Linked DNA regions of Homo sapiens: region 2 is linked to region 1. The links are chromatin contacts, found by Hi-C in ENCODE. All regions are on one chromosome and are shown on one strand. The core of a region is the stretch at or near the end of the contact, and the rest is flanking DNA. Distances in the headings are between cores, read along the strand shown.

Region 1 (5,379 bases), core at 476-2,975:
TGAATGACTGAAGGACCTTAGTTCTGGGATTGCTGCAGAACTGATCAGCAACAAAGCAGCATATAAATTCAGGAAAGTGCTCACGTCCTTTTTAGAACAGTATCTCCATCCTGTAAAATATATTTCAGTGGATTTTTATTTTGGCTCAGTGCTAATAATCTAGGAAGCTGTTTTTACTGCCTACAGGAGAAGAGAGTTAGTGGTATTTTATATAACTTACTCTGTCTCCCCTTCACCTCCATTTGCCATCTGCCAAAATCTTTGGCCCTCAGAGTGGGAAAAATACACTCTACCAGCCAACTGAGATCTACCAAGTGCATCATGGCCAAGTAAATATTGAACTCCCTGCTCCTGACGTTTTTGTGAGAATTGGTTTATATAAGGGGCAGAGCTGTGGAGTGAGGAGGGATGGGTTTGAAGTGCAATTAGACTAGCATCCCTTCCTATTTAACAGTCTTTCTGTACCCCATGAAAGTAAACTCACCAAACTTCTAGGTGGGAACCACTTTCCATGTCTCTGCTATCTATGGGAACTTTACTTATTTGTTTAATAAATATTTTTGGGCACCTAATATGTGTCAGACACTGGCTTAAATACTGGTCAATATGCATATGTTCACGTGATTTGCCAAAAAATCAGTTTCATTTATACGGTTCTTGGCCCCACCTTGAGCTCCATGCTGGGCTGAATCCTCCCTGTCATCCAGTTTATGGCTCCCACAATTTGAGAAAAGGTTGGGAGGTGATTCAGAGACAAAGAAGTGGTTAAAAGGCTGGCTGTGTCTGTTGAGGAATTACAGAGAACACCCACTGGGGCTGTCTTCTGAGGGAGAATCAGCATGAGGTGCATGTCTCATCTAGAAAAAGGGTCTCATACAGATTTTCAGAGCTTGGTTCTCCAAGTCCACGCGGCATAGAGAAGTGTCAGGCGTGAGGGAAACAGGTGAGACGTGGCAGAGCACTTCCTGACATACCTGCTGTCTCCCACCGAGTGAGGGGTGGTTCCCGGACCCACCCTGTGACCGGGCACTGGCTGCCTTGCCATGTGTGTGCTGGCACCTTGGGCTTCAGGGCCTGGGGAATTGTCATGGCAAATCCCTACCTGATAAAACTGCTGGGGGGAAAACAGGCTTTGATGCACATTCCCAGGACTCACTGCTGAGGATTGTGATTTTTTCCTGTGAGCTGTTGGCAGAAGCAGGCTCTATGACTAACCTCAGAAGGGCAAGGGAGCTTTCTGTTAACTGATCGCCTGCAGAGGATCAGAGAGGAATTCCTGCTGGACTCCCTGCTCTGGTCCACCCTGGCCTCGTTTTCCATCTCTGGATCCTTCCAGCCGTGCAAACATACACAGTGTTGCCATGGCGACTCTGGGACAGACACATGCATGAGAGAAAAGCGTGAGGCAAAATCTCTCCTCTGATGATTTGCTGGGAGGGAAGGAGGCCTTGAACAGGTTTCAAAAGCACCTTGTTTCACCCCCTGATTTTCACATGAGAGCGGCTACCCCAGCCATAAACACAGTGGCCTCTTTTCTTCTGCTTTGCTTGCTGAGGCGACTGCAGCTCTGGGAGACCTGAAGAGGCTCCAGGATGAAAGAGCCTCCCACCCTTAAACCCACCCATAGAATGGGTTGCCAGTCATCAGGTGGGGACACCATTGGATGGTGGATGATCAGGGCTGTCCCTGGTTATTAAACTCATTATGCTTTCACCAGGACCCCTCACTTGTCCTTGTGAGTTTCTGACATGGTCCTCCTCTGTCTCTTCCTCGCCAGCTTGGCTGCCACCCCTCGGGCTGGGGTCACTGGGGCATGGCCCACCAGCGGCCTCTCCATTCTGGCCCAGCTCCAGCCGTCCTGTGAGCTCAGGTGGACTCAGCTTTCCAGGTCATCTTGGAGGGATCTGGTCATGACCACATCACTCTGGAGTCTGGCTTATTTCCAGCATTTTTCCCAGGTGAAATCAGGCTTAAATGAATATTATGCAGTGACAGGAAAAACAGCTGCTGCCTGAAGAACACACACAGCAGAAGAGAAATGATGGTGGCGATGGAGGTGGGGTAGATGTTCAGTGGGAGGCCCTGGAGGCGGGGGTGGGGTTGGGGGAACAAGGGTAGGGTTTGTCAGCCCCCACCATGCTGGGTGTGTCCCAAATGCCTGTTCTGACTACTTGGTAATGTTTTTTGGGTGCTGTGCTGAGAAAGCCTGCGAGGCTGCATGAGGTTCCGCAGTAGAGAGCCCTGGTGCTCCATGACCAATGCCTGTGACTGGTGCAGCAAGAGGGACGTTCCTCTGCTGAAATGAATGAGTGCATCTTCCCTGAAGGTGGGTGTGGAGAAAGTCCATCACCAGGGTCCTGTTTGGAGGAGAAGCAGCAGATCTGAATGAATCAACTTTCATCAAGTCACCCCATGGTTCTAGGAGAGCCAGTCCACTTTGTCATCAAGCTCCAAATTCCCTGGCTGGCACTTTCGGCCTCTGCTTTGACCTGGCTCAGAGAAATTTCAGCTCCTGTTCTCAGCATGCCCCTCCTGCTGTGGTAGGGCATGTTGCCTTCTTGGTCCTTGAAGGTAGCACCCAACACCTGTTTCCATGCTCTAGTCCAAGGCCTGCTCTCCTTCCTCTGGCTTCCTGACATCCCTTGCATTGAAGGCCAAGTTCAGGACCATGTCCTCCACACACCTTGTGGACAGCTCCACCCGTGGTGGTCTCTCCTCTTCTGCCCTTTTCTCTGTAGTCTGTGCATTCCAGATCAGCACATGAGCTCTCTCCCCTGGCCTCCTTTGTGTTAGGCACAGATGGGAATCCAGGGCAGAGATGATGTTCTGCCCTTACTACCTTGCAGCAGACAGGATCAGACTTGTGGGACCTGCTTGGTTACCTACCACCTGCTGAGATTCTATTTTCTTTTATAATTTTATATTGTACATGTAGCACACTCTTGGTTGCTTACCCAGTGTGCGTTCCTCTTCTCTGCCTTGGTCACAGAACCCAATTTTATTTCAGTTAGTGTGATGCCCCGTTAAAAGGTATCCTTTCCATTTTATTATAAAGCTAAGAGTTAACATTGAAATGTGAGCAAACATGGACAGAGATGGATGTGTTACACATGTTTTCTCCCAATGTGTAGCTTGTCTTATTTTCTTAACAATGTTTTCCAAAGACTAAAAGCCTTTCATTTTGATGAAGTCCAATTTATCGCTTTTCTCTTTTCTAAGTCATGTTTTCTGTGTCATATCTAAGAAGACTCTGTCTGACCCATAGTCACAAAGATTTTCTTCTAGGGTTTTTGTAGTTTTAGCACTTAGTTGTAGGCCTATGATCCATTTTAAGTTAATGTTTAGATATGGTGTGTGGTAAGCATCAAGGTTCAATTCTTTTTCTTAATGTATTATTGTTATTATTTTTGAGACAGAGTATGGCTTTATTGCCCAGGCTGGAGTGCAGTGGTGCAATCACAGCTCACCGCAGCCTCAACCTCCCATTGTATTTTTGTTTTTGCAGTTGTTCCAGCACGATGTATTAAAATAACCCGGAGTTTAACCTAGCATTAGAGACCTCTGTGGATTTGCTTAGGGAGCTCCAGAACAGTTGAAGTGGCATGGAACTTTTTGTGTGTATGTGCTCGTGTGATTTGGGGATGGAAGGATGGTGGAAGTGGAGATGACTCACAGCTTTCACCAGATTCTGGAAGATGCCCTGTCTCCCAGAAGCTTAAACATCTCCACTGTAATGTAACAAGGCCTTTTTCTTCACCTCACTGAACAAAGGGAGCTACAGAGGGGAGAAAGGGATGTCAAAGACTGCGTGTGAGCTGCTTTTGAGTTCCTGGGAAGAAAACAATATGAACTTTGGGGAGTAAGCCTGTACAAACATACACAAATTATTCTTAATAATAGCATTAAAGCCAAGGCAGTAAAACTTTGTTAAATCTGATACTAGGCATCTTTCACACAGCACATAATTCAAAGCAACTCCATGGCTGTTTTAAGTTCATTCTTCTGGGCTGCTGTGTTTTAAATAGATGAACCTTACTGAGCAAGAGAGTTTAAAACCTAAGTTGAAAATGAAATTTTAATTAAGGGGATTTTGTGACTATGGCTAGAATGAGTACTCTGCATTCAGGATCTTATAGTCCCCAAATGTCAACTAGGTCTAATCACCAGAGATCACTGGCCCCCTCACTCTACTGGATTGGTCACAAGGCTCTGAAAACATGAGCTGCTTAACTCCCAGAGCTGCAAAATGTCGGTTTCCCTGGGCTAGAGCAGCAGCAGCCACTTCCCCACGAGGGTGAGGAAATTCAATATCTTCCTGATGGGAGACAGAGCCAGACTCCCACCGGCTGTTCTTTCACTCTAGCAGCTGCTTGCCCCACATTTTCCACGTTTCTGGTCAGGCCGCCCATCAGCCGACCCTTCCAAGTCACCGCTTCCTGAGAGCCCTCCAGTGTGACTCAGACCAATCCCATGGGGCTCCCTTGAGCCGTGGAAGGCGCAGAACCAGAGAGCTGGAAGGAATATTGGACACGAGCTGCTCTGAGCCCTTTCATTTCCAGAGAAGAAAATTGAAGCCCAGAGAAATAAGGCCAGTTGCCTGAGGTCACACAGTTAGAGGTAGAACTGAAACTAGATGCTGGGTTATCCTGACGTGAGGCCAACATTCTTTTTATGATAGTCGGAGTAGAAAAATGGAAAAAAGCACAAACTTAGGGCTCAGACATACCTAGGTTTGGATTCTGACTTTTTGTTCACAATCTGTGGAACTCTGTGAAAGGCACTTTACCTTTCTAAGCTTTAGTGCCCTCACTGGAAAACAGAGATAAATATGCGGCAAATATTAAGTTCCTTTTCTGGACTGGCACATGCTATTTTTGGTTCTGAGTACATAGCTGGGAATGAAACAAACCAAGCCCCTTGGCCCAAGGCATAGAACTTACATCCCAGTGTGTGAAGGATAATATCAGTGCTTCTGAGGTTATTGTAAGGATTCAAAGAGACAAAAAATGTGAATGTAAGCCCAGTTCCTGGCAGAGTAGATATCTAATAAATGGTAACAGCAATTACAATTATTACTTTATGTTCCAAATGTCAGTCTCCACAAAGAAGGCCAACTCCTGGGGTATAAGGGTTCCGTCTCAGTTTCCTTACCAGTACCCCAGTATATAGGACCCCCAGGAAGCCCTGACAATCTTTGGTGCTCAGAGTCCTGCCCTAACCTACTGTCAAACCCTTAGTTCTTGCTTCTGAATTCATCCGACAACCTATTGACTGATCTGTATGCTACCTTTATTTCTCTGCTGGGACTCCTTTGGAGAGCCTGAAAGGTGGTCTTGCTGGGATTGGAGACCCCCTGTCAGCCCACTTTGTCCTGCAGCT
Region 2 (4,960 bases), core at 1,098-3,597, 92 kb before region 1:
TCCTGCAAATCCCACAGCTTCTGAGTGAAAACTCCTGACTATTTTACAAAGGCTTCTTTTGTTTAAAAAGATGTTTTTAAACATAACACTGACTGGTGGAATCTTCAAGGCTTAGAAGAATGAACAAATATTTGGGGGGCACCTGCTATGAGCCAAGTACTTTTTATGTCCTCCAACACCCCTTCAAAGTGCTTATTTTTATCCCCATATTCAAATGAGGAAGCAGAGGCCACATGGCAAATATATGGAGGAGCTGGGACGAGATGTTTAAGATTGTTTGCAAAATGCAGCATCCTTCCACCATCCCAGTTCCCATGGCTTTCAAGAGTTTATTTCCAGGGTCTCTGAACAATGAAGCAGCCTCCTCACATCTTCGCTCTGACTACCAAAACTTTTAATAGAAACCTGGTAATTCCCAGCAACCACGGGCTCAAAGGCAATAATCTGTTCACTAGGCCCCTTCCCCTAATATTTCTTAAGCCACCAAAAAATCTGGTGAAGATCTCCAAAGATTTTCATGATAGAAACATGTCCTGGGCAAGCCTAAGAGTTACAGCTACAGCCTTGGGTCCAGGTGCCAAGGTCAGCCTTGCAAAGTTCTAGTCCTGGCTTCAGCTGAGATCTTTGGGCCTCCTTCCCTCTCCGAGAGGCCCTCCAACAGTTGGAGACACGAGGACTTCCGCCTCCCACTCTCCTCTGCCTTCTCTTCTGTTTGCCCAGTGAGATCTGCTTCCACTGCCAAGTCCCCATGTGGCTTGTGGCTCACACTTTCCTAGGAAGGGAATGGGAACCGAGGCCTCAAGCTCTGACGGCTGGGCCAGGTGGCTGAGTCTCCTTTGCCATGTTCAGGCAGCTGGCTGGCTTCTTTTCATGCACACTCAGTGGTCACCTGAGAAGGAAGTAGAAGTGTATTTGATGTCTTCATAGAAATTCATTGTCCCCTGTGCTGGGGTGTGGGGGTGGGTCATGCTGGTCATGCTGGCAGAGGGTGGAAGTGTTCCAGCAGAGCTCCAAGCAGATGGCAGCATTGAGGGGACACCTGATGTGGCTCAATGCCAGCCTGCAGGGCACTGGAGCCACAGCAAAATGATCCCGGCACCGGGGATGGGTCCTTGATTCCTGTCTTGGTTCTGTCATTGCCTGGCTGCGTGATTTTAAGCTAAGATATTGTCTTAGTCCATTCAGGCTGCTATAACAAAATGCCTTAGACTGGATGACTTATGAACAAAGACATTTATTTCTTACAGTTCTAGAGGGTGGGAAGTCCAAGCTCAGGTGCCAGCGGGTTGGGTGTGTGGTGGAGATTTGCTTTCTGCTTCACAGTCAGTGCCTTCTCTCTGGCTCCCTGGCTCATATATGGAGCCCTCTAGCTATGTCCTCAGATGATGGAAGCAGCACTTTGGGGTCTCTTTTATAAAGCACTAATCCCATTAATGAGGGCATCACCCTCAAAACCTAATCACCTCCCAAAGGCTCTACATTCTAATACTATCCCATTGGGGATTAAGTTTCAACATATAAATTTTGGGGGGTACAAAAACATTCAGACCATAACAACTATGAATTAAGGTCTTTTCCTCTCACTGCTCAACAGTTTTCTTTAAAAAAGGTCTTTAAAATGCCCTTCTAGACTTACTTACACATAAGTTTTTAAAAAATTGTACATGCCTAAGAAAGGAAACTTTGAGTAAAATAGATTGAATAAAGTATTCCTAAAACTTTCTCACATTTGGAGTCCCACTTTTCTGAATTACTTTTTGGCTTAGTCATTAAAAACCATATTTTCTCTACAATGTCATCCTGGGTGCTAGGTAAGTCTGTGATGACATGTTGATGGGGGTCACAGGAAGGGAGGGACCCAGAAATGCCCAAGGCCTGCCTCACTAATCACATTCCCACCAAGCCTTCTAAGATTCCCGAGGCAGGACCCACTTAAGGAGCAGTAGTTGGATAGGAGTAGAAGCATCACTTGCCTGTCAGCACTGATAACTCTGATCAAAATACTTAGAGGCCTTGTCTTGGGAGGCCAAAATGAAGATTTCTACTTGGGCTTTAAATCTCAATTCAGGACTACCCTGTTCCCACAGGGTGTCGGGTATTAATGTGGGAACCTGGGGTATCTAAAAGGTAGCACTGTCTGTCCTATGCCATGAGATGTTGCCCTACCAGAGCATGAAATCTTGGTTTTCTGGTTTCTTCATCAAAGGGTTAGCTCAGAGCACCATAGATAGCCACAGGCTATGGGACCAGATCCATTCTCTGGACTGGCATGGGTGCCGATTGCTGAGCCAGGGACAACAGCTTGAGTCTCAATTAGGGGGCTGGGTCAGACAGCCAAAAGGAGATGCCTGAAAGGGAGTCAGTGATTCAGTCGAGTTCCATTGTTTTCTGGAAGAGGAAGGCTGAGCAGCATTAATGGCCACATTCATTCTGCAGACAAAAGAACATTTGGTGAGATGATTCACCCCCTTCCCAGCCACGCCTCCCTTTATCACTTCACAGGATGCTGTACAGACAGAAGGTATTTAAACCTGCTGGCTTGGGCCCAGTTTCCCATCCCACTCTAGATACTCAGTGCTCTCTTTCCTTTTCATCGTGGGGACCAGGCAGGGAAGTGGGAATAGGCAGGTATTAGTCCTGGGAAGTAATCTTTCCCCCTAAATCAAGAAAGGATTCAAACTTCATATTCCTACGTGGCCTTGAGGAACCTTGGCTATCATTTCTTGCTAAGTTCCCAGGAATAGCTGAGAAACTACTTAAGACAAGCTTAGGGTGATCCTAGCCATCTGTACTTATCCAAACAAATGAAATGAATTAGGACACCCTGTGAGGCCAAAAAGATATGAATATGGCTGTATTTCAAGGTGGCTATCACCATGGGCTCTGGAGCCACAGAGATCTGAGTCTGACGCCCGGCTGTGCTACTTATTCTGTGATTCTGGGCTCTGAGCCCTCTTTAAACCTCAGTTCCCATCTCTAGAAGGGGACAATAACAGTGCCTACCTCCCATGAGGGTTAACTGAAAGATGTGTGCATTGAAGTTCTCAGCCCAGTCTCCCAGACTGGAGTCCCTTAAGCACTCAATAGACGACAGCAGTTGTTATTCCCGAGGGTGGGAAAGGGTGAAGGCGGATGACTCAGCACACAATTAGGCATTTAGAGAAGAAATTCTTGTTTCATCCTATTGCCTTTTCCCCCATGGCACATTTTGCTAATGTCTTTAAAATCTTGACACAGTGTGGTGTCTTGCCTAAAATGATATAATAATGAAGCCACTGTTGGAATGTGGTGAGGGCTGGGGTGTGTGTGTGTGTGTGTGTGTGTGTGTGTGTGTGAATATGTGGTGCCAAATTGGAGAATAAGGATAAGTTTATTAATTCTTTGGTAATTGCAGGCAATAATTGCATTACTGTGACAGTCCTACCAGGAGATGAAATTTGCCACTGTGAGGATCTGTTTTTCTTCTATTTTCTGGATTAAGATGTCAATGTTTTTAAAGGTCTCAGGCATCTTCCCAGCCTTAACTGAAACCAGTAACTACAGAAATAATTATGTTTCTAGAAACACCAACAGGAACTCAATGCTGGTTTCTGTGTAAGAGCCTGTGATCTCGACTTGGTCTCTAGCCCATCTGTGAAGGGAAATATTCTAAAACTTTATTAAACTCCTGTCCTTAGGATGCTGGCATTGGAGTTGTGGCTAACAGTAGGTGGTGTTAAGTGTAAAGAATACAGTGAGAAGCCTTTCATGCCAAACAGCCCATCTTTTGTGGGTAAACAGTCTGCTCCTGAAGAATAATCCAGCTAGCTGAGATGAACTGGAAATTCACATCGCAGTCTTCATTACAGCTGAACTCCCAATTGCATTCCAGAGATGGCCTGGGCTGGGTGAGAGAGACTGATATTCCTTATCTGAAAGTTCCAACTTCCATTGCTGAGGCCCCAAGAATAAGAAAAAAGGCTTTGAAAAAATCTAAGGAAAACTGAAACGCCAAGAAGTTTTTATCAGAAAATCATTCTGATATCATTCTTTATCAGAAAACCACAGCTCTGGGAGGGACCTCAGAGATGAGCTAGTAACCTAGTTCAAAGCACTGATTTTACAGATGAGAAAGCTAAGAGGCAGAGAGGTGAGACGCTTAAGGTCAGTAGAGACTAGGACCCAGGTGTCCTACTGCTGGTCTGGTGCTCTTACCATCTGAAACCAGTCATCACCCGTGTGCGGGTTGCCTGCTGTGTACAAGGGTATTCCCACCTTACAGCATGAAGCTGACTATGTAGTTCGACAAGCAGGGCACATATACACCAAGTAATAACAATTGGAGTCACATGTGATGAGTACCATGCCTGTGATGGAGCTGAGGCAGAAGAAGGTGACATTTAATTTGCGATAGCTCAGACAAGCTTTACCGAGAGATAGGGTTTCAGGGGGTGTCAGGAAAGATGTTTGTGATTTGGGTGAGAGGAAAGAAAGTCCATCTAAATAAGAAAAACACATCTTCAGAAGAGCAAGGGTAGGAAAGTAAGAGGAATGTTTGTGAGCCAGTGACATTTTGGTAGAAGAGGTAATTTTTGGCCAGGCGCGGTGGCTCATGCTTGTAATCCCAGCACTTTGGGAGGCCGAGGAGGGCAGATCACAAGGTCAAGAGATGGAGACCATCTTGGCCAACATGGTGAAACCCCGTCTCTACTAAAAATACAAAAAATTAGCTGGGCATGGTGGTGTGCGCCTGTAATCCCAGATACTTGGGAGGCTGAGGCAGGAGAATTGCTTGAACCCAAGAGGCAGAGGTTGCAGTGAGCCAAGATTGGGCCACTGCTCTCCAGCCTGGGTGACAGAGCAAGACTCCATTTCAAAAAGAAAAGAATGTTAGAATTGGGAGAGACGTCACAGATCATCAAGCTCAATTTCCTCATTTTACTGTTGAGAATATTAGGTCCAGAAATTTCAGCTGGCTTGT

Evidence for each region. Hi-C counts contacts between places; a loop is a spot of excess contacts on that map. Pooled maps may share reads with other maps.
Region 2: a loop to region 1 is called in a map of endothelial cell of hepatic sinusoid, with 2.6 times the contacts of the local background. The contact joins the enhancer-like site here to the promoter of LINC02873 in region 1. A Hi-C loop is called at or near these places in 2 of 168 maps with a recorded cell type or tissue (endothelial cell of hepatic sinusoid and mammary epithelial cell) and 1 of 50 pooled maps.

Annotation. Positions count from the first base shown.
Region 1 is chr11:130,671,231-130,676,609 of GRCh38, forward strand. It overlaps LINC02873 (long intergenic non-protein coding RNA 2873), which reads left to right and starts at 1,726. Exons shown (of 3, transcript NR_164144.1): 1 at 1,726-1,958.
Region 2 is chr11:130,578,169-130,583,128 of GRCh38, forward strand. No RefSeq gene overlaps it. Among named protein-coding and RNA genes, the nearest start is that of MIR8052, 86 kb to the right of the region's middle. Within about 2 kb of position 2,348, at least 10 of the 41 ENCODE cell types and tissues checked have a DNase peak (open chromatin) inside an H3K27ac peak, as active enhancers do; they include mammary epithelial cell, where a contact is called at or near this core.